Linked DNA regions of Homo sapiens: region 1 is linked to region 2. A link is a loop called in an ENCODE intact Hi-C map of the cell type or tissue named here. Cell type or tissue: spleen. All regions are shown on one strand. Each heading gives the region's core, and the rest is flanking DNA. Links, peaks and the distances in the headings are about the cores only. Region 1 overlaps TBC1D2B (TBC1 domain family member 2B). Region 2 overlaps SH2D7 (SH2 domain containing 7).

Region 1 (10,745 bases), core at 893-8,892, 74 kb before region 2:
GGTTTCTTCAACAAATGTGGCAAAGGAGGGGGAAGGGAAAAAAAGCCAGGGAGCTGTTTAGATTAAAAGAGACCTAAGAAGACATCAATTAAATACAATGTGTGGGTCTTGTTTGAATCCTCATTTGAACAAACTGGCTGTAAACAGACACTTAGGGAACAATTAAGGAATTAAATAATACTAAGGATTTATTGTAACTGTAAATATAATAAAGAAGTTGTGGTTATAATTTTTTTTTTTTTTTGAGACAGAGTCTCGGTCTGTCACCCAGGCTAGAGTGCAGTGGCGCGATCTCCACTCACTGCAAGCTCTACCTCCCAGGTTCACGCCATTCTCCTGCCTCAGCCTCCCAAGTAGCTGGGACTACAGGCGCCCCCCACCACGCCCAGCTAATTTTTTTGTATTTTTAGTAGAGATGGAGTTTCACCATGTTAGCCAGGATGGTCTCGATCTCCTGACCTCGTGATCTGCCCACCCTCAGCCTCCCAAAGTGCTGGGATTACAGGCGTAAGCCACCACGCCTGGCCAGTTATAATTTTTCTAAAAGAGTCATTATCTCTTAGAGGTACATACTATAGCATTTGCAGATGCAGTTGCAGATTGCAATTAAATAATATTAAGGATTTATTGTAACTATAAATATAATAAAGAAGTTGTAGTTATAATTTTTTTAAAGAGTCATTATCTCTTAGAGATACATACTGAAGTATTTGCAGATGCAATGGATTAATGCCTACAATAATAATCCAGCTGACAGTGGGTGCAGGGAGGTGCAGGAGCTTAGAGACGGAGAAGGAAGAAGAGAGACCATAGTTCACATTGTAGAAGCTGGATGATGTGTGTACACCAGAATTCATGAGACTATATTCTCTTTTGTGTACATTTCAAATTTCTATAAAGTTTTTTAAAATCAGTATTTCCATAAAGAGGATCATGACTTCCAAGTCTGCTATCTCCCTCAAAAAACTGAGCCATTGGACTAGACAGTCATTTATTTCTTATAACGTTTATTAAATAATTTTTTAAGCCTTTATGTTTTAAGTCCGACAAAGAGAATGCAAGCCCCCATTGGTCCTTATGCTTCTCGAAATACCTGCTAATAATGTGTCTCCACATCACTGGTGGTTAACAGATGGCAGTACAGAGAATGACAGACAACAGGAAGTACATTGATACCTTTGTTTCCTTCAGGGGTCAGCTTCTTCTTTTCTTCCTGTACTATGGACTCCTCTAGGTCCTTAGGGGTTGGGTCTAAAAGTTCCCACTCTTCATTGGTATAAAACACAGTCCTCCGACTATCATTATGTCCTCTCCCAGGACGGAAAGAAGACATCGAATTCCTGTTGGGAAAAACAATATGTGTTATTAACAAAAACAAAAGTAAAACAAAACGTAATCTCATGTATATAGGATTGGCAAAAATTTAAATATCTAATGATACCAAATGTTGGTGAGGATACGGAGAAATGGGGATTCCCTTTTTTTTTTTGAAATGGAGTCCCCCTCTGTCACCCAGGCTGGAGTACAGTGGTGCAATCTTGGCTCACTGCAACCTCTGCCTCCTGGGTTCAAGCAATTCGCCTGCCTCAGCCTCCCTGAGTAGCTGGGATTACAGGCTGCACCACCATGCCCAGCTAATTTTTTTTTTAATTATTTTTAGTAGAGATGGGGTTTCACCATGTTGGCCAGGCTGGGCTCGAACTCTTGACCTCAAGGTGATCTGCCCACCTCGGCCTCCCAAAGTGCTGGGATTACAGGCGTGAGCCACCTCACCCAATCGAAATGGGGATTCTTATACACTGCTGGTGGGATTATAAATTGATACTATTACCATGCAGAGGAACTCAGCAAGGTACTGTTAAGTTGAAGAGGTGCCTACCCCTAACACCCAGTATTTGCTAAAAGAAATTCTTACATATGTGCACAAGGAGACACAAGCAAAAACATTCACTGCAGCATTGTTCATATTAGAAAAAAATAAAAAGGTACAACAACCTAAACATTCATGAACAGGAGAATAAACTGTGGCATATTCATATAGTCAAGTACTATACAGCACTTAAAATTAACTCATTCATCCACCAATTATTGATTGAGCCTACAACATGCCAGGCAATATTCTAGATGCTTGGAATATCCCAGTGAACAAAACACAGCAAGATTATTATTCTTGTGGAATGTACATTTCAGCCAAAGCTATACGTATCATAGGGATAAACATTTTTTAAACACTGAAAGAAAAAGAAAATGGAAGAATTATAGGTACAGCATGATACTGTTTTACACCTTCAGATTATACTATTAACAGAGACTACTTATGGATACATATATATGTAGCAAAACTATTTTTTTAAGTCCACACATAAATTACAATTATCAAATACAGAATATTGGCCACCTCTGTAAAGGTAAAGAAGAATAGGATCAAGAAGAGAGGATTTAGCCAGGTGCCATGGCTAATGCCTGTAATCCCAGTACTTTGGGAGACTGAGGTGGGCATATCACCTGAGGTCAGGAGTTTAAGACCAGCCTGGCCAACATGGCGAAACTCTGTCTCTACTAAAAACACAAAAATTAGCTGGGTGTGGTGGTGCACACCTGTAGTCCCAGCTACTCGGGAGGCTGAGGCACAAGAATCACTTGAACCTGGGAGGCGGAGGTTACAGTGAGAAGAGATCACCCCACTGCACTCCAGCCTGGGCGATAGAGCAAGACTCTGTCTCCAAAAAAAAAAAAAAAAAAAAAGAGAGAGAGAGAGGATTTTAGTAAAGTTCTGTTTTTAAAAATGCAGTGGAAATATGACAAAACTATAAAAATGAGTCATGGCTATCTGAGTAATCAATATACTTGTCTGTGTGCTAAAAATATTTCATTAAAAGTTTTAAAAAGTAGGTTAAGATTTCTGCTTCCAGTGAAGATGGAATAACAAGGACTAGATTTACCCTCCCCGGTGAAAACTAAAGAACTGAAAAAAAAATTAAAAATACAGGAAACCATGGTTTTTGGATATTGGCCATCAGGCAGCACAGGACACTGATCCTGAGAGAGGGAAAGCCAATGAGGTAAGCCCACCTTACTGCCTGGAGACAGTTTCCAGGCCAGGCTGCAGGCAGGGAAAACCCAGGAGGAGCCCAGCATCTCTCTGAGATGAGAAGATAGAGTGGAGACTCTCAAGGCAGTTGCAGCTCATAGAGCAGAGTACTAGAGAGAAGAGAGCTGCACAGAGGGAGTGTCACAGAGATCTTAGATGGTATCCCCAAGTCTTCAACCGAGTACTGATTGTGGCTTCGATGTAAGAAAGCTATCCGAGGACAGGGAGAGAACCAACTGAGAGAAGCAAAGGAAACCATCCCTGAGCCTCACACGGGACCGGGAATAGTGCCTAGTCTCACCAGTCAGAGTGGAAAACCTCATAATTCACAGGGCATCAGAAAGATTACTGAGAAAGGCTACTGATGGTATCCCTAAAGCCTGTGCTCATCCTACCAAGCAAAGCTTAAAAGCAAACTTCAAAAGGATCAAACTGTTCCAGAGTCATTTAATACATCCGAGAACAAAGCCCAATAATATTTATAGCAATAAAAAAAATATATATATATATATCCAGCACACAAAAAGGTAAAATTCACAACATCTGGTATTCAATTTTAAAAATGACCAGGCATGCACGAAGTGGGAAGTACAAGTCACAATGAGGAAAAAAAATCAATCAACAGAAACAGACCAGAAACAACAAAAGATAAAATTAGCAGACAGGGACTCTAAAAGTTATAACTGTATTCTTTATGTTCTAAAAGCTAGAAAAAAAAGAATAAACATCTTAGAGACATAGAAAATTAAAAAAAAAAGATTTAAATAAAATTTCCAAAGATAAAACTACAATGCCTACGATGAAAAACATGCTAAATGGGAACAAGAGCAGAGTAGGTATTGTGGAAGGAAAGACTAGAAAATTGGATGACCCTGCAATAGAAACAACCTAAAACGAAACAGAAATATGACCTAAAATGAAACAGAAAAACAACAAATGAAAAAAAGGAAGGATGGATGGACCAATGAGTCGGTCACTGAAGGGGACGAGAAGGGGAAGAGATGGAATAAAAGTATGTGAAGAAATAATGACCAAAAATTTTTCTAAATCTGATGTAAACCATCAATCCACAGACAAAAGAAGCTCAACAAACTTCAAGCACAAAAATCATGAAGAAAACTGTATCAAGGCATATCATAATCAAATTGCCTAATACAAATAATATTTAAAGTTTTAAGTATAACCCTAATTTGCAAAAGAAATAAAGGAAGTCAAATTTTTATAGTTAAACTGTCAAAAGGTAAGAGGCATGTGTTCATTATGAAGAGACATCTTAATTCATTTGAGCAGTCGGTAAGTGGAGTGCTGAGGAGAGGACATGCTCACATGAACCACCTTACTTATACGCACACACATACATACTTATATTCTCTTACTTAATAGACCCATCCTTATCCCTAAAGCAATAAAAGGAATAAAATACGAAAACACCAAACAATATAGGTAAGTCTCCAAAAACGTTAAGTGAAAGAAGACACACAGGAGACTATAAGGAGTATGATTCCATTTATATAAAAATTTTTAAAACTCAAAGCTATAGTGACGGAAAGCGGATCAGAGGTTGCCCAGGGCCGGGTATTAAGGGAAGGGATCAACCGCAAAGGAACGTGAAGGAATTTTTAAAGGTGTAGAAATGTTCTATTTTTCTTTATTATGGAGGTGTTTACATCGCTGTGTATAATTTCTTAAATTCATCAGCCTATTCACCTAAAATAGGTGAACTTATTGGAGGTAAATTATAACTCAATGAAGTTATTAAAATAAACATGCAAATAAATAAGGAAGAGGAAGAAATGTATCATTTGGTGTTTTCTGAGGTGGATTAAAGGAAAGGGGGGAAAAGGTGGCTTTACCTCTAGTTTGAATCAGACAGATGATATTCTCATGTAAAACAGTCATTTCTCAATGTGTTTTTTAAAGCATATCATTTTTCCTTTTTACTTGTACTTTAAACATTCAGAAGAATACAGAGAAATTATATAACACGCTTATGTTCTCATCACGCTATCACAGTATATGGATGTATGGCCTTTGGCTAACTGCTTTAACAAAGAGTCACCAGAAACCAGCAATTATGCCTGTTTAGAACTGACACTCACTTTCTCATAGTTTATTTACTTAGGACCAACACGGAGCTGGTAAACGACGTATAGCATCTTGCACGTGCTATTTATTTCCTGTCTCTTCTAGAGCCTGGCACTGTGCCACACATCTTCACAGACAACTGCATAGAAGGATTCTAGTCAATTCCCCATGGTAACCCAATGAGCAAGATACTGTATAAAGTCTGATTTTATAAAAATTATAAAATTGTAGAGAAAACTATTTCAAAATAGCTGCTCAAAAAGAAAACTCTCACAAATGCTGGCTATACTTCTGTTCATTTTTTTGACATGACTGGTTCATCACTTCACAGGGCACTGGGACACCGCTGGACCCACTGCACCATGACTTTTCAGTGGCCCTGCCTACAGCAAGGATCTCACAGGAGCCTTCCCTCAGGTGGCATGTGACTACCACCACCGTCAATTTTAGGAGTTAAATTCTCCTTACCATTTGCCCTAGCTGTCAAACTGTGCTCCTCAGCTCTGGTTCCTAAAGGGTGAATGCAGGAAAGAGAAATAAGAGCAGGGACACCCCCACACGGCCTGGGGAGAGAGAACAGTAATTTCAGTGACTTAGAACTGCCACACACCCTCCTTCCTCCCACCGCGGTTTTGGGTTTCCAGCCTGTTGCAAGCCTGAGTCGTACGCTGCCGTGCTCTCACCTGCAGCTGAGGGACAGCCTTGCTGGAGGTGCGGTGCTACTTGTCAAGTCCTGGATAAGAGAGAAATGGAATCAGGCTCAAAGTGAAAGCCTCTTGAAGCTGAAACAGTATATAGCCAATTCCTGTTTTTGCTCTTATGTGGCAAAACCCAATTCTAGGACTGTGCAACAAGGGGGTCATTACAGTGCAGACTTCTCAGACACACTCACCCTGTCTGCTCTGGCCCACAGAGGCCTCGGTGGCAACTACGTGTCCTGCCTGTGTACTCCATGAGGAGTTCACAGCTGGTTTAAATGGAGGCGTTTTTTTAGCTGGTGTTAGAGGCTGTTCTATGACAGTATTTGCTGTTTAAAGACCGCAGTCTCATTTGACAGATCTTTGAGAGGCCTACTGTGTTCTCCCAGGCAGCGTGCCAGGTGCCCACCTATAAACACTCAGCTGCTCTGATCTGAAATAGAAAGTGAGGCACCACGAAGCAGCAAAACAGCACCTTGTCAGGGGCAGTGGTCAGCCTGAGCTTTTTAAAACAAACACCAGCAATCTGTATCATCGTTAAGAAAACCTCTTTCCGGTGGAGGTCTGCACAGTTTAAAATGTCTAACTAAAACAGTAATAACTCGTTCGACATTCGTTTGGATTCTGATAACAAGCTAGAATTTACAAGTTGACAGAATTGTTGGGAAATGTTCCATCAAATTTCTTCCAAGTTAACCCCTCCACAAACCGCCTGCACAGCCAGGTTTCAGGCAAAACCACAACCTCTTCAGCAGGTGGACGACACTGCCAAGGCAGAGGTTTGCACTTGCCAGGACTTTGTGCACAGGAGGGAAGCAGGCTACCACTGCTTCCAGCTCCTTCCCTCCCTCCAGACTACAGGCCCTGTTAAGGGAAACAAAGGTGGCGGGGCAGGGAGGAGGTTGTGTGGGGGGGTTTCCTCTGACTGGCAACAGCCATCTCAATAAAGCTGACTCAGTATTTCCTCCTCTACAAATTAATTCCTCAAATATATTCTCACAAGGGCACAGAGACGTATGTACAAGAATATCAGAACAATGCTATTTGAAATGACAGAAAAGTAGAAACAAGCAGATGTCCATGGCTAGGAAACTGCTTAAATAACTTAGGGCACATTCCTATAACCGAATTCTGTTAGAACAAGAGCTCTAGTAAGGGCTAACAAGTTTGGACATTCCAGATAAGTGCCTATATAATGTGTCAGCTCAAAGGGGCATGGCAGGTGGCCCTACACTCTCCACCACTGCTGACCCCTCCTGACCCATCTGCTGGTGAGAGCACAGCTTTGGTGCAAGTGGGCCTCATGACATGGTAAATACAGATAAGCCATGTCTGAGCGAAGAGTGAGCATTCTAAGTCCCTGAAGTAGCTATGCACTGACATAGTGGATACTGTACAATCCCTCTAAGTCACATACACACAGAGCGAAGTTCAGGGTGCAGACATAAGTACCTTCAGTTCTAGTGGTGACTTCTGGGAAGTGGACTTAAAAGGACTTTCATTTTTAACTGTGTACCCCTCAGCAATGATTGATTTTTCTTTTTATACGCATGCACGCTTATTGCAATGAAGTACAAACACACAACTAAGAAGGCAGGCCAAATGGGGAAGCTGTCAGGTGGCAGGCCTGCAAGCCAGGTCACTTGCTATGGTTTGAATATCTCCTCCAAAACTCATGTTGAAATGTAATAATCATTGTGACGGTATTAAGAGGTGGGACCATTAAGAGGTGATTAGGCCATGAAGGCTCAGTCTTCACGAATGGATTAACACCGTTATCTGGGGAGTGGGCCTAGATTCAACTACAGAAGAGGAGACAGCAATGTGGCCAAGGAAGCAGTGATTTAGAGCAAGGCAGCCACAGGCCAAGGAATACCAGCAGCCACCAGAAGCTGAAGGAGGCCAGGAACTAACTCTGCCCTGGAGCCTCTGAAGAAAGCAGTCCTGCCAACACCTTAACTTAGGCCTAGTGAAGCTGAGTTTGAATTTCTGGCCTCCCAAACTATCAAACAATAAATAGGTGCTGTTTTAAGCCACCAGTGTTATGGTCACTTGTTATAGCAGCCAGAGCAAATTAACACAATTACTCTCTAGTAAGCTATCGTCCTTCAAACCAAGGACTTCGAGAGGCTGCTTTCTGTTGTGGTCCAGGCTTCAGCTGGCATTCAAGTTTGGAGCATTAACGTCCAAAGTCAGAATATATTTACTTCTGATATGATGTCTTTTGGTCTTGAGGACCTGGAAAGGTGTCATCAGAAAGACAGTTTCCAAAATACTCTAGACATTTACCTGGACAGATGAGTACATCACCCTTCCAATTTTAAGACATCAGAGCAAACACCTAATAAACATGCACAGCCTCAAAGAAACCAAACATCTAAGAAACAATATTCTTACTGTAGAACTTTCAGACAGGTACAGCTCCACAGGTTCCCTACTGTCCAAAGGGCAGACACCCCCACCCCTTCACCCTGGGAGTCCCTGGCCTCCTCAGCTCCTCTTCTATCCTCACCCCCTTAGCACCCTACGCACCTGGCACCAGAACCCATGCCACTCTTGAGACACACCCTGTTCTGACTTCCTTGCCTCTGCATGGGTGTCCTTGCACTTGCATTCCCCTTTGGACAGTCCCTCTCCATCTCTCAAGCCCTTTAAGCCAAAACTCATCTTCACAGCAAAACCATCACCGGCCTCTCCCACAACCCACACTGCAAAGAATAAGCACTTCTTCCTGGTGTGCCCAGGTAGGCCGTGACATACTGGGTTCAGCCTTGAACCGCACCCTACAGCCCCTGTGGCAGGACTCACGGGCTCGCCTGCCTGTCTTCCTGAAGAACCTTAAACAGCTGACAGCGGGGAGGGACAGCCTCTTACCCAAGGGAACATCCTCAGCCCCATCCCATAGTGGAGGGGAGAGGAAGATGCAGCAGGGTGGGAGGGAGGGCCAGCTGCCCAGCCAGGCAGTCCTGCAGAACGGGCTTCTCAAATGCAGGTGATGACCCACTGGGGGCCAGGACATCAATTAAGGAGTGAGGAAATCAATTTTGAGGGTCATGACAAGCATTTTTTTAGTATTAGAAGAGAAAATACTACTTAGCTTTACTACATGTAGCAGTGGAATTTTTCTTTCAGTTTTATTTACATAACAACAGTATACATTTACATACAAAGATGTGTATTTTCTGCTGTCAGTTCCCAGTCAAAAAAGTGAACAATGCTGTGTCAGAAGGTAACATCCTGCCCAGGAAGCCAAACAGAAAGAAAAGTGCTGAGAGGAACTGTCGTCCTGCTAGGGAAGGGAGTGTGGCACAAGGGCAGGTGGGTGTGGGCAGACCCCCCCACGAGTATAAAGGGCAGAGGATGAGAAGCCCCCAAGCAGCGGGAGCAAGAGCAGCAGAGCAACTCTGCCCCTGGAAGGGTCTGGAGCCTTCCCTCATCACTCTTCCTCAAGTCGGTGCTGGACACCCACCATGAGCCAGGCAGTGTGAGGTGCTGGGGTAAACCAGAGACAAGACAGATAGGGTCCCTGCCCCATGGAGCTCCCAGCCTTGCAAGAGAGCTGGACCACAGACAAGTACACAAAGAAATACAGAAACTACAGGGCTATGAAGGAGAAGCACGGCAGTGAGGAGTGGGAGGAACAGAGAAGGCTTCTCTGAAGAATGAGCAGAAGTAACCAGAGAAGACAGAGCCCTCCCTGCAATGGGACAGCCTGAGGCAGGGCCTGTTGGGAAGACATACACCTGAAGAACTGAAAGAAGTCAAGTGGGCCTGCAACAGAGGAAATGACAGGGGTCAGACCCCACGGGACCCTGAAGGCCATGTTCAGCAGCACAGCCTTCAGCCTAAGGCAATGAGAAGCCTCTGAAAGGCTGAGGCAGTCGATTGAATTGATTCAGGTCCCTTAGAATTGGGTCCCTGCAACAGGTGGACCCAGCACAGGCACAGGATGCAGACAGGTGCCCTTCCTCAGCCCCCAACTCTAAATACAACCGGAGACATGGCCCAATTGCTCCCTTGGTGGCCCTGGACAAGACATTAAAGTTCTCTGAGCCTCAGCTTGCCATGCTGAGTCATGGTGAAAGGTCTCCGAGTCTACAGGCCAAAGCCACTGGTCCTCTCATGACCGCAGTGATTTCCATGGAACAGTGTCATACACCGATGGCCCTTCTGATATGTGGGCCCCTGGGAGCATGTGAATGGATCAAGACCAAGAGGACTACTGGGACATAATTGCTAAGCACGACTTCATGCTCCTGGGGGCTATCAGAAAAGACCAGGTGCCATTGCACCACTGCAGAAACACACACACACCCCAGCCAACTTCCTGCAACTGCTGAAACTCCATGGGCCAAAGAGCAAGTTGCCTTCCTTTCTGCTTCCTTCTCCAGAAGTCCTGGCTTAAAAAATGTCTGTGTGAGGCAGCAGCATGGTGACTACATGCCTTGTCTTTCTTGGCAGACATAGCTGTGCCTTCCAACAAGGAAAATCACAAGTACCACATTACGGCTCCGGGACAGGAAAAACTTCCCCTAATTCACCAAACATCCGGGTGCCTGCTTTGGGCTGCGCCGGGCCCTCTGCTACGAACTGGGGCTGAAGAGAGGAGTCACTGTCATGACTTTACGGTCCTAGACACTAAAACCATAATAGATTCTTGGGAACCCCCGCCATGCTCACAAATAACTCTTTCTACCAGGCCTGAGGGAGTCAAGAGAGAAGCAAAAACAAAGGATCAGAGCGGGGCCAACTGCAGGGCCCGCAGAAGACCTATGGGAGGCAGGCCTGGAAGGATGAGCACACCTTCCCGGCTAGCTCAGCCCTTACACCTGCATTGAGAAAGGCACCCCATCCACCTGACTCAAGGAAGT
Region 2 (10,745 bases), core at 1,611-9,610:
CAGGTGGATTGCTTGAGCTTGGGAGTTTGAGACCAGCCTGGGCAACATGGCAAAATCCCATCTCTATGAAAAAATACAAAAAATTGCCAGGCGTGGTGGCCTGTAGTCTCAGCTACCTGGGGGGCAGAAGCAGGAGGATGGCTTGAACCTGGGAGGTTAAAGTTGCAATGGGTCAAGATTGCACCACTGCACTCCAGCCTGGGAGACAAAGTGAGACCCTGTTTAAAAAAACAAACAAAAAACCAAACCAAAACAAAACAAAAACCATTTTAAAGTATGTCTTAAATACCACAATTATTCCTTTGTTTATCCGAAATTTAAATTTAACTGGCATCTATATTCTTGTTTAGCAACCCCACCCAGGACCTCCATTTCCTCATCTGTAAAATGGGCTGATCCTCTGCTTGTATCCAGGGGTAGGTGCCCAGAGGATAATGCTAGACACCCTCTCCTGCTCAGAACACAGCCCAGAGAGGGCTCTTGATGAACAGAGCTATTATTCTGAGGATCTCTGGGGTGGTGGTGGTGGTAGTGGTGGTGGTGGTATTGGTGGCAGAGGCAGCTGCTAGATTTGGGTGTAAGCTGGGGGCTTCCAGGACCTTCTAAGGGCTTTCTGTGCAGCAGACCAGGGGTCCTTTCCCCTCCCTCTCAGTTTCTGCAGGGGTCTGATAAGTAAGGAAGAGAGGGGACCAGGAGTGTGGAGAGCGGTGGCCAGGAGTGGGGCTGGTTCAGGGTTCTCAGGGAGGCAGATGAACTCTCTGGAGCCCTCGGTCCCAACTACACTCTGCCTATACCCAGAGACAATAAAACCTGAGAGTCCCTTCCCCATGGGCAAGTCCTCTGATCTCAGTCAGGCACACGCGGATCTTCCTGCCTGGGCTCCTGGTGGAAAGATCTTCCTGGGAAGTGCTGACGGCTCCTCCCTCAGGGCAGGGCTGTGCCCACACACCCCATGGATAGCAGCCTTTGAGATCCTCACTCTCTGGGGACCACAGACCTGGCAGTGGAGACCCTCAGAAGCCACATCCCATGTCTGCTCTTTCCCTGCGGCTGCCCCATGTCCTCTCCCATCTCTGTGGGCCTGGGTACAGCTTCACCCCACCCTACCTCGGACACCAGTGCATCCTGAGGCCCCCAGCTGTGGGTCAGGGGAGACCAGGGCACTCCAGGGAGGTAAGGTGAGGCTCGCCACCCTTTCTACCCTCCTTCTTCCCCTTCTCTCCTTAGCCAGAAGAGGGTGAACCCTGCATCTGAAATTGGGGAGCTAAAGGTGGGATTTCGGGCACTGGGAGAGGCTTGTGGAATCAACTATCAGAATTCCAACCTGGCCTCATGTCCTAGGCTTGGGCCCCCAACCCAAGGTCAATGAGGGGTCCTCGGAGCCTGGGTCTTTCCCTCCCTGTCCAGCGACCCCAGGCCCCAGTATCTCCTCCTTCCTTGCAGCCTGACAAGCTTCGGAGGCTCTTCTTCACGTACAGGAAGCACAAATTCTGAGGGCCTGGCATCCGGCAGCCCACCAGTGGGTTTCCTGGTACCCAGGCCATGCCAGGGGTTATCGCAAAGGCCTCAGCTCACTTGAAGGCACCCTTTGGATCTTGAGACTCATCCAGCCTGCTACAGAACTAGGCTCCGAGACAGCCGAGGTGCCTGCCTGAGAGCAGGTGGAAGAGGACCTTGCAGGTGCCTGCAGCTCCTGGCTATGTCCTGCTTTCCTTGTGCCTCCCATCCATGCACAGGAGGGACTGGAGAGGAATGAGATTGGCCAAAGGCAGGGGTCACCACCCCCATTTCCCAGATAAGCATGCTGAGGCCCAGGCAGACTGACTGAACCTGCCTCCCACTACTGAGCACTTACCGAATGTGTGGCAGGCTGTGTGCTAGCACAGACACCTTTCTAACTGGCCAAGTGACATCATGCAATTGCTACCGAGAACAAAACCAGTTCCCCTCCTTGCGGCCCCATCAGCGAAAAGGAGGGGAGGGCCAGAAGCCACATCCTCTGCTTCAGGCCTCTTCGCTCCAGCTGTACCCTCAGGTCAGGCTGGCTCTTCCTGGAACTCTGTCCCTCAGGAAACTTCCTGTTTTGTGTGTCACTTCCCTTCCTATCCACATGTCCCCTTCTCTATAAGGGTGGACAGCTGGCTTGCTACCCCACTCCCAACAACCCCCAGGCCTGGGATGCAGAAAACAGGACTGATCATCTCCAGAGAGAACACCATACGTGCCCCTCCTCCCTGCCCTGACCCTGGGCAGAGCGGGCTCAGGTTGCATTTGTGGGAAATCTACTCTTAGTGACCACTTGGCTATGCAGCTTTTCCTGAAATATAGGCCTGTAAGAGTCCCTCCCTCCTTGGGGGTTTAAGGATTGAGACTGAAGCAACTGTCCCTGTGCCTGAGTGGTTAGCACTCCCAAATGTTAACCAGAGATACTGTCAGGGAATTCACGGAAGGTTCGGGGCATGAATGTGTTTTCCTCCCGATGGCACACGCACTGAAATCAAAGTTAGTGCCTAAAGCAGGAGGCACTGCCTAATGCCGAGAGGTGAGACACCAATGGTGGGATTTCAAGGATCAGAAGCAAAGGTACCCTCAAACATTTCCTAACATTAGCATACATGGAGAGCAAAGGGATGCAAAAGTGTTTTACTACCAGGAGTTCACAAATCTGTGGACAGCACACCAGTGAGGATTCCACGGTGTTGGGGAGGCAGGCAGGGTGGTACTCATGACCCAGAGGCAGAGACAGGAGCAAGAGCCCTTGGGCCCACTGCACCCACAGCTTCACATTGTGAAGGAGGCCGGGAGAAGGGGAACAGGCAGGGGTGGGAAGCAGCCCAACCTTGGGTTTTGGAAAAAGATTGCATAGCTCGTTAAAACCCTGACCTCTTTTTTTTTTTTCCGCTCTGTCCTGGGTGACCAGGGTGTCTGCCAGCACTTGGACACGTCAGACCCCACCACCTCCTGTTGGGTTATCTGCTTTTCCCTCTTTGGGGGGGTGGGGAGCATTTCTGGAGTAGGAAAGGACTGGGGCATGGGGCGGGGTGCGGAGGGCCTGGAGAGAGGCCATGGGTCCCGGGGCTGGACCACAGCGGGGCTGTGGGAAGGGTCCTAACCTTCACAGGCCCCCTTCCTGGTTAAGGTTTTTTTTTTGCTGAAAGGGCCACAGGATATATTTGTGGTGTAAACCCCAGAGGCTGCCACTGCTTTCCTGGGGAGCTTGGAGGCCACACCCATGTGACTGCAGGGCAGGATGGTGGACTTCTAGGCCCCTACAGCCTCGGCAGTGTCCTCAGATCCGGATGTGGAAAGTGCTAGAAAGAGAGAAAGGGCAAGAGAGGGTGAGAGGCCCTGGGTCGGGCAGGTAAAGGCTCCTCAGGGAAAAGCACAGCAGGCCCCAGCCCCATGCTGGACAGTGCCTCATTAGGGAACCCTGCATAGTGGATGCAGGTAATCAACACTGGGGGAAGACGGAGGAACAGCGGTGCCCAGGGAGTTCTGCCCCCACTTATCACTGAAGGGGCCCCCAGGTCTTCAACCTTCCCCCTGCAGGGGACAAAGGCCAGTCACACGTCTAGGGCAAGGGTGGCTTGAACGTGACCTCCTGCTTCCTGGCCGCACACCACTGCTCACAAATAGCGAGTGATAGGGGCCTCAGCCCCAACATCCCGGCCTGCCCTGCTCTGCCCTGCCCAAGCCCGGCCCCTGTAGTGGCAGCACCTGAGGAAGTCAGGGGCCTTGGCAATCATGTCCTCGAAGTCAGCAAAGCCCAGCTTGCCGTCACCGTCCAAGTCAGCCTCCTCAATGACCTTGTCGCACACAAGCACCACCTCCTCCTCATCCAGCTCTGACTTAGTGAGCCGGGCCAGCGTCAGCTCCAGGTCCTCCTTGCAGATGAAGTTGTCAGTGTTGAAGTCTGTAGGGCAGGGGTTGGACATGTTCAAGTCCAGGCTGCGTGCACCCAGGGACCCCTACACTATAGCTCTTCCTCCTAGCTGGCCCCACTACCTCCACCAGCTTCTGATGTCCCCAGAGCATCTCCATGCACACTCTTGGGATACTGGATCCCTGCCCCCAAGAGGGCTTACCCACCAGGCATCGCTTAAACACCCACATCCACCACCAACAACAACCCCACAATGACTAAACCACATCCTGAAGCAGGTCAAAAGTCCAAATCTGAGGTTTCCTGAGAACTTCAGGCTTAGGCCAGATAGCCCTTCCTGGCCTTAGCCCACAGTGGACCCAGTGTTCCCTTTAGACTTCTAGAGCTAAGGAAACTAAGGCCCAAAAAGGCCATGCGATTGAATCAAGGTGGGAGAGCCACTCGGAGATGGAGCAGGGATTCTGACTAGGGCCTATGGGACTCTAAGACCCATGTTTTCTAAACTGCACCCCGTTGCCTCAGTGGTGTGTGACCAGAAGACACGGTGGGTCAGGAGACTCAAAATCAAAAGACCCTTAGAGAGGGGCCTGTGCCTGGCCTTTGTGCACACAGAGCAGGGAACATGGTTTGATTCTACCCAGCAAAAGGCACTACCACTGCCCCAAAGCACAGCAAAATGGTTCAGAGGACCGAGCCATGCCTGGCCACATCAAAGTGAACTCTCTCTTCTTACATTTTGAGCCCAACTACCAGATCTGCGCATGTGCTGTTTCTTCTGCCTGGGGTCCCTTCCCAGCAAACTCCTGGTCATCCTTCAAATTTTGGCTCACACATCACCTCCCAGTGGCGGGGCTTTCTAGCGATAAGGGTCCTCTTCCCCGCAAATGAGCTTCTGTTGCCCATTGGCAAACTCTGACATTAATGGTAGTGACAAAGACCCATCATGTGAGCATTATATGCTCTTTCTCATTTAATTTTCAAAACAAAACTATGAGGCAGGCACAATTGAATCTCCACTATACACATGAAGAAACAGAGAGGTGGCCAGGCGCGGTGGTTCACGCCTGTAATCCCAGCACTTTGCGAGTCCGAGGTGGGTGGATCACGAGGCCAGGAGATTGAGACCATCCTGGCTAACACGGTGAAACCCCGTCTCTACTAAAAATACAAAAAAAAAAAAATTAGCCGGGCGTGGTGGTGGACGCCTGTAGTCCCAGCTACTCAGGAGGCTGAAGCAGGAGAATGGCGTGAACCCAGGAGGCGGAGCTTGCAGTGAGCTGAGATCGCACCACTGCACTCCAGCCTCGTTGACAGAGCGAGACTCTATCTCAAAAATAAAAAAAGAAACAGGGAGGTGAAAAGGAGAGGTACCTGCCTGAGGTCACATCCCGGTCATTGTTGGACCCTAGAGCCCAAGCTCTTGGGGTGACTCTGCCCTGTCTATCTCTGCAGAGGCCTGGGCACAACTCTAGGGTATGCGTCAGGGAGTATTCATCTCTGCCCATGGCATGGGACATAGCAAATCTCTGGAAAGATTTGCTGGCTGGCTGGCTGAATTCCTGTGGCCATTTAACCTGAGTAAACTGAGGCTCAGAAGTGAGATGATCATTGTTGCAAATGAGGCCCCAGGCCTCCCCAGCGCCAGACTAGGAGGGCCCTGGCTGCCTCTCCCCACTCCACCCCCAGCCTAGAGCAGCAAGGAAGCCACAGTTCTTCCATGTATTCCTGTGCCCACCCGGTCCATGCGATCTGCACGCCCCTGTCTTGGGCAGACAGCAGCCCGTCCCAGGAGCAATGCTATGGGGTCCAAGACCGGGCGGATGTTGGGTGGAATCTGAGAAGCTTTTTACATGAGCCATGTGGGCATAGTTTGTGGAGGGCAGACTGGCAGGTATTTTCTTTCTAATATGCAAGCAAAACGTGGGTGCACAGACAGAAACCAAAGTCCTCTGAAATAAACATGATAACTAGAAAGTGAAACGTCAGTCTGGGCGTGGTGGCTCACACCTGTAATCACAGCACTTTGGGAGGCCAAGGCAGGCAGATCACCTGAGGTCGGGAGTTCGAGACCAGCCTGACCAACATGGTGAAACCCCATCTCTACTAAAATTACAAAAATTAGCCAGGTGTAGTGGCGGGCACCTGTAATCTCAGCTACTCAGGAGGCTGAGGCAGGAGAATCGTTTGAACTTGGGAGGCTGAGGCAAGAGAATCGCTTGAACCCGGGAGGCAGAGGTTGCAGTGAGCCGAGATCACACGATTGCACTCCAGCCTGGGCGACAGTGGGACTCTGTCTCAAAAAAAAAAAAAAAAAAGAAAAGAAAAGAAAAAAGAAAGCAAAATGTCAGCCCCTGATAGGCCCTGCTGCCTTTGGGATCCAGTGTCTGATCAAACGTGCTGAGGACAGGAGCTTTGACCTTGACTCTTCAGGTCCAAGTTGGGTCCCAGCCCCTTCCTAGGCCTTAGGCATCTCAACTGAGGTCTATCTGAGGATTTGACACCAGTCCCCATGGGTCTGTCAGGCCAGCAGAGGGGGTGAGCTCGTGGGTATGAAGTTTTCTCCCTGTGGCTGTGGGAGAAGCATGAGTCCTTGGCTCATGAGTGCCCGCCGCCCTCTGGTGGCTGGTGAGACAGCCAGCCTGAGGGCAGAGCTGGGCGGGGTGAATCCAGGTGGCCCTACCTCAGGCAGTATTCGGGGGGGCTCCAGAGGCCCCCCTGCAGGCCTGGCCTTACCACCATGGCCTAGGCAGCCTCTCTGGCTCCTCCATTTTACACCTCAAAGCTGCTGAGTGATCCTTCTAGAAAACAGAGCTGCCCTTCCTCACTGGAAACCTTGCAGTGGCCCTGGTGTCTGGATCACTAGGTCCAAACTCTGTGGCTGGCTCCCACAGCCTGGCCCCAGATTCTCTCCAGACTCATACCGCCCCCTGTCCCACCACCTTCCAAGTTCCTCCCATCTCCTTATCAAGCTCTGCGCTTCCCTGTGTCTGCATGGGCTGCGCCCTCTGTCAGGTCTGCCAGCCCCCTCTTCTCCAGTCCAAGCCTCTGCTAGTCCCTGCTTAAAGGTCATGCCTGGGACCCCTCTCACACTAACCACCCGACCTGGGATGGGTGAGTCCCTCCCTCCTTCGTTCTCAGGACCCTCACAGATGTCTCTCAGGGACTGATCGTCTCCCTTGGCCACCCCACTGGACAGGCACTCTTCAGAGGACAGATCAGCTTCACTGTTCTTGGTGTCCCTAGGGCAGGAGCCAGTAGTAACCAGACAGCCTAAGGGCCCCACATGTTCCCCCACCGCATATTCAGGCCCCCTCCTCTAGCCCTGGTTACCATAGATCTTGAAGGCATAGTTTGCCTTGAGCTCTCGGGGAGCCGACTCGCAGAGCACGGAAAACATGTCCACAAAGTCGTTGAAAGTGAGGTTCCCCTCACCATCCTCGGAAAACGCCGCCACGATCCTTTCTTTGAAGGGATTCTCCTGAAGAAAACACACACAGCAATCACTGTGGGTGCAGGATAAGCAGGAGGGCCCCGGAGCCAGACTGTGGACAGCCTGTGTGACCCTGGAGGAGTGACCAAATCCCTCTGAGCCTCGGTTTCCCCATCTGTAAAAAGGGAATAATAATAACACCTTCTTAATTGGGTTGTGATGGGATTAAATGAGCTAAAGTATGTAAGGTGTTGGTACCAGGCCCGGCACATGTAAGAGCTCAGGAAGCATTCTACTGGGTCATGTCACATCATTAAGATGGGCACAGCCAGGGACAGTGGTGCACGCCTGTAGTCCCGCTATTTGGGAGACTGAGGTGGAGGAATCACTTGAGCCCAGGAGTTTGAGGCTTCAGTGAGCCATGATCGTCCCACTGCACTCCAGCCTGGGCGACAGAGCAAGACCATGTCTCCAAAAAAAAAAAAAAAAAAAAATGCTGAGCACAGCCAGTGTGTTATCACTGGAGGCACTGCCTCATCTGAAGCAGAAGCAGAAGCACAGATTCGTCCTGTTACCCAGAAGAGCACACAGAGGCTCTGCCTGGATGTGTAGGGCTCTGTCCCCAGCAGAAGAAGATGACAGCCCAGGGCACTGGTGGCCCTCAGCTCAGGCCGTGTCAGGCCAGGATCGTGGGAGGTGGATGTGGGGTCAGATAACTGGACCAGTCAAGCAGCAAGAGCCATACAGCCAGTTCAGGCCCAGGTCTGCTGTCACTCTGCTCCTGTGAATTCTCCCCTAGACCACCTTGGATGCTGCCTCTCCCAGGGAGCTGTACACGGATGCCTTCCTAGATCCCCAAATCACTCATCCTGCAGCCCTTCCATCCCAACTGAGCTAGCGCTTGGCTAGCGCCATTCCGTGCCCAGCCCAGGCCAGTGCGGGAGGCTCAGAGACAGACCACTTGGGTCCTACCCATGAGTGTCTCACCTGCTCCAGCAACCCTCTGAGCTTGCTCTTGAGCCCCTTGCTGGGCCAGACGGGGTGCTGGTCCAGGGCTGAGCCTGGGGCCCATTGTCTCTCAGGACTGAGGTCACAACCAGAGTGCAGGCCCCAAGTGGATGCCATATAGCACTCTGACTCCACCTTCAAGCCACACATCCCAGGCCTGGCAAGGGGCTACTGACGAAGTCCCACTGCAATGGGGAGTTGTGCCCCAAATGCCTTCTTAATGCTGAATGCACTTTACATATTATGGATAAGGAACTCATGAAACGAAACATTCAGATATATATGGTCTGAGGATCAGCAGCATCAGTCTCACCTGGGAACTTGCTCGAAAAGCAGAATCCTGACTCTACTCCACATGTACTGAGCCTGAATTGGCATTTGGACAAGATCCCTGGGGAGTTTAAAATTAAATTTTAACAGGTACGTTAAAGTCTGAGAAATGATGCTATGGATGACCACCATGCTGACCTCAGTGAGAAGCCACAGCCAGACAACGGGGAGACAGAAAAGTTATCTAACAAAGCAGACACAGGTCTGCCAACTACAGCAGGCTTGGGGCCACTTAACAAAGGGACAAGCAAATGAGCACAAGCCCATGGCCTGCAGTTGGGTGGCCACTGATGTACAGCACCCTTACAGAGCCCACATAGCTTATTTATTCAGAGTACAGATGAGGAAACTGAGGCACAGAGAGGTTCTGTGATCTGCTCAGAGCCACGCAGACACAAAGGGTGGAGCTGGGTTCAGCCTAGACCTGGGGGCCTCTGCTGCTGGTCCAGAGGCACAGATCCCCTGCTCGCCAGCAAGAGGTCCTGCACATACCCGGAGCTCTGGCATCTGGATGATGAGGCTCATGGGCACGTGGACGATGGGGCTCTTCCTGTAGTCCATTGGGACGAGGTTGGGGGCCAGCTCATAGAATCGCGAATGCAGCCTTGGAGGAAAGCAGAGAAAAAGCGCTGGAGGGGGTGCCATCCCTAAGCCCCAGCAGCCCGGTGCTGTCCTGCCTAGGCCTCTGCCTCTGCAGAACATCCTCAGCCAGGACCAGGTAAGGGGCCAATGGGAGGCTCTCTGCTCTGCCCACAGGGTGTGAAGTTGGGAGGGAGGTGAGTTCTGCCCAGACCTCTGTGCTGATAACCAGGTTGTGTCCAGGCCTCCCTATTTCCACCACACCCACCCCATCAGCACCACCACCATCACTCCTTGGGCCTGGGTCCAAATCTTTTAATTTTTTCTCCTTTGGGCTCTCATAAGGGTTTTCTATGCTCAGGATACTGTGCTAAGCACTTAACACATCACCTAATTTAATCCTCCTCCACATCACTGTGCAGACAGATGCATCCTGACCCCAGCTTACTGCTCAGCAAACAGGGCTGAAGAGGTTAAGAGTGATTTGTCTAAGGCCACATAACTAGGGAGCATCAAGGGCCATGGGTTGAGCCCAAGATGGGAAATCCAAGCAGAAACTCTTAGCCACTCTTCCCCCTTACACTCCTGAGGGTCCATCAAAGCCTGGGCCCACTTCGTGGCCCCACCACCCCAACTTAAGCCCTGAGGGTTGGGTCTCTCTGGGAGAGCTCTCAGCAGTCCTCACACCCTCAGGAAGCCCCTATGAATGGGTCACCCATAAACTCTCTAACTGGGGGCCATCGGGACCCAGGCTGCTACCCTGGTGGGCCTGGCCCTCCCTCCTCACTGATGGGTCAGGTCCCTAGCTCCTGTCCCAGCCTCCAGGAAATCAAGCCCACCTCAACAAGCTGCATGGACCCTCAAAGGTGTAAGGCATCCTGGCACTGTCTCACTTGGAAGCTCCCTTCCTCCCCGCCCCCTGCCCATTATTCAGTCTTTCTTTGCCCTATGTCCACTTGTCCAGGTCCCTGTCATCCCAGAGAATAGCCCCCCATCCCAAGACAGGTACAAATTGTATTTAGATGACATTGTGAGCTGCATGTGGTGGCCTATGCCTGTAAACCCAGTGTTTTGGGAGGCTGAGGTGGGAGGACCACTTGAGGCCCAGAGTTTGAGACCAGCCTAGGCAACACAGCAAGACCCTGTCTCTACAAAAATGAAAAAAAAATTAGCTGGATATCGTGGCTCAGTCATAGCTACTTGGGAGGCTGAGGCTGGAGGATCACTTGAGCTTGAGCCCAGGAGTTGGAGGCTGCAGTGAGCTATGATTGCCCCACTGCATTCCAGCCTGGGCAACAGAGCGAGACCCTGCCTCTAAAAACAAAAATTGTGTCCATTAAGTGCTGCCATGGGTGGGACAAGTGTAAGGGGCATTGACTGTGGGCTGAGGTAGGTAACCTGCCTAAAGTGATGTCCTAGGCTGCTGGTGAATGGATTAGGTATGACCCTGTATCTCCCAGGCTTGGGCCGGCCCTGCCACCCCCAAAGCCAGATCAGCCCAGGTCTCCTTTTAAG

What was found. A loop is a pair of places that touch in the nucleus more often than their neighbours do. Peaks named below come from ENCODE experiments on the same cell type or tissue, not always from the same donor. Only the 100,000 strongest peaks of a DNase experiment are listed, where the experiment ranks them.
Region 1: it touches region 2 in a loop (4-fold over the local background); 10 of 110 quality-filtered maps call a loop at or near these places.

Annotation. Positions count from the first base shown.
Region 1 is chr15:78,028,831-78,039,575 of GRCh38, forward strand. TBC1D2B (TBC1 domain family member 2B) reads right to left here. Exons shown (of 13, transcript NM_144572.2): 4 at 1,177-1,340. Among named protein-coding and RNA genes, the nearest start is that of TBC1D2B, 44 kb to the right of the region's middle. RefSeq lists an enhancer at 5,590-5,649. In spleen, for the core only: no CTCF peak of the experiment used is centred there; a DNase peak (open chromatin) is centred at 5,821; H3K4me3 peaks cover 2,318 bases; H3K27ac peaks cover 7,025 bases.
Region 2 is chr15:78,102,022-78,112,766 of GRCh38, forward strand. SH2D7 (SH2 domain containing 7) reads left to right here. Exons shown (of 6, transcript NM_001101404.2): 6 at 1,444-2,341. The coding sequence ends at 1,494. CIB2 (calcium and integrin binding family member 2) reads right to left here. Exons shown (of 6, transcript NM_006383.4): 3 at 9,144-9,255; 4 at 7,214-7,361; 5 at 3,718-3,913; 6 at 2,585-3,311. The coding sequence ends at 3,290. Among named protein-coding and RNA genes, the nearest start is that of SH2D7, 15 kb to the left of the region's middle. RefSeq lists an enhancer at 2,007-2,076. In spleen, for the core only: CTCF peaks have their summits at 6,516 (motif pointing left) and 6,724; DNase peaks (open chromatin) are centred at 1,940, 3,270, 5,620, 6,470 and 3 weaker places; H3K27ac peaks cover 2,742 bases.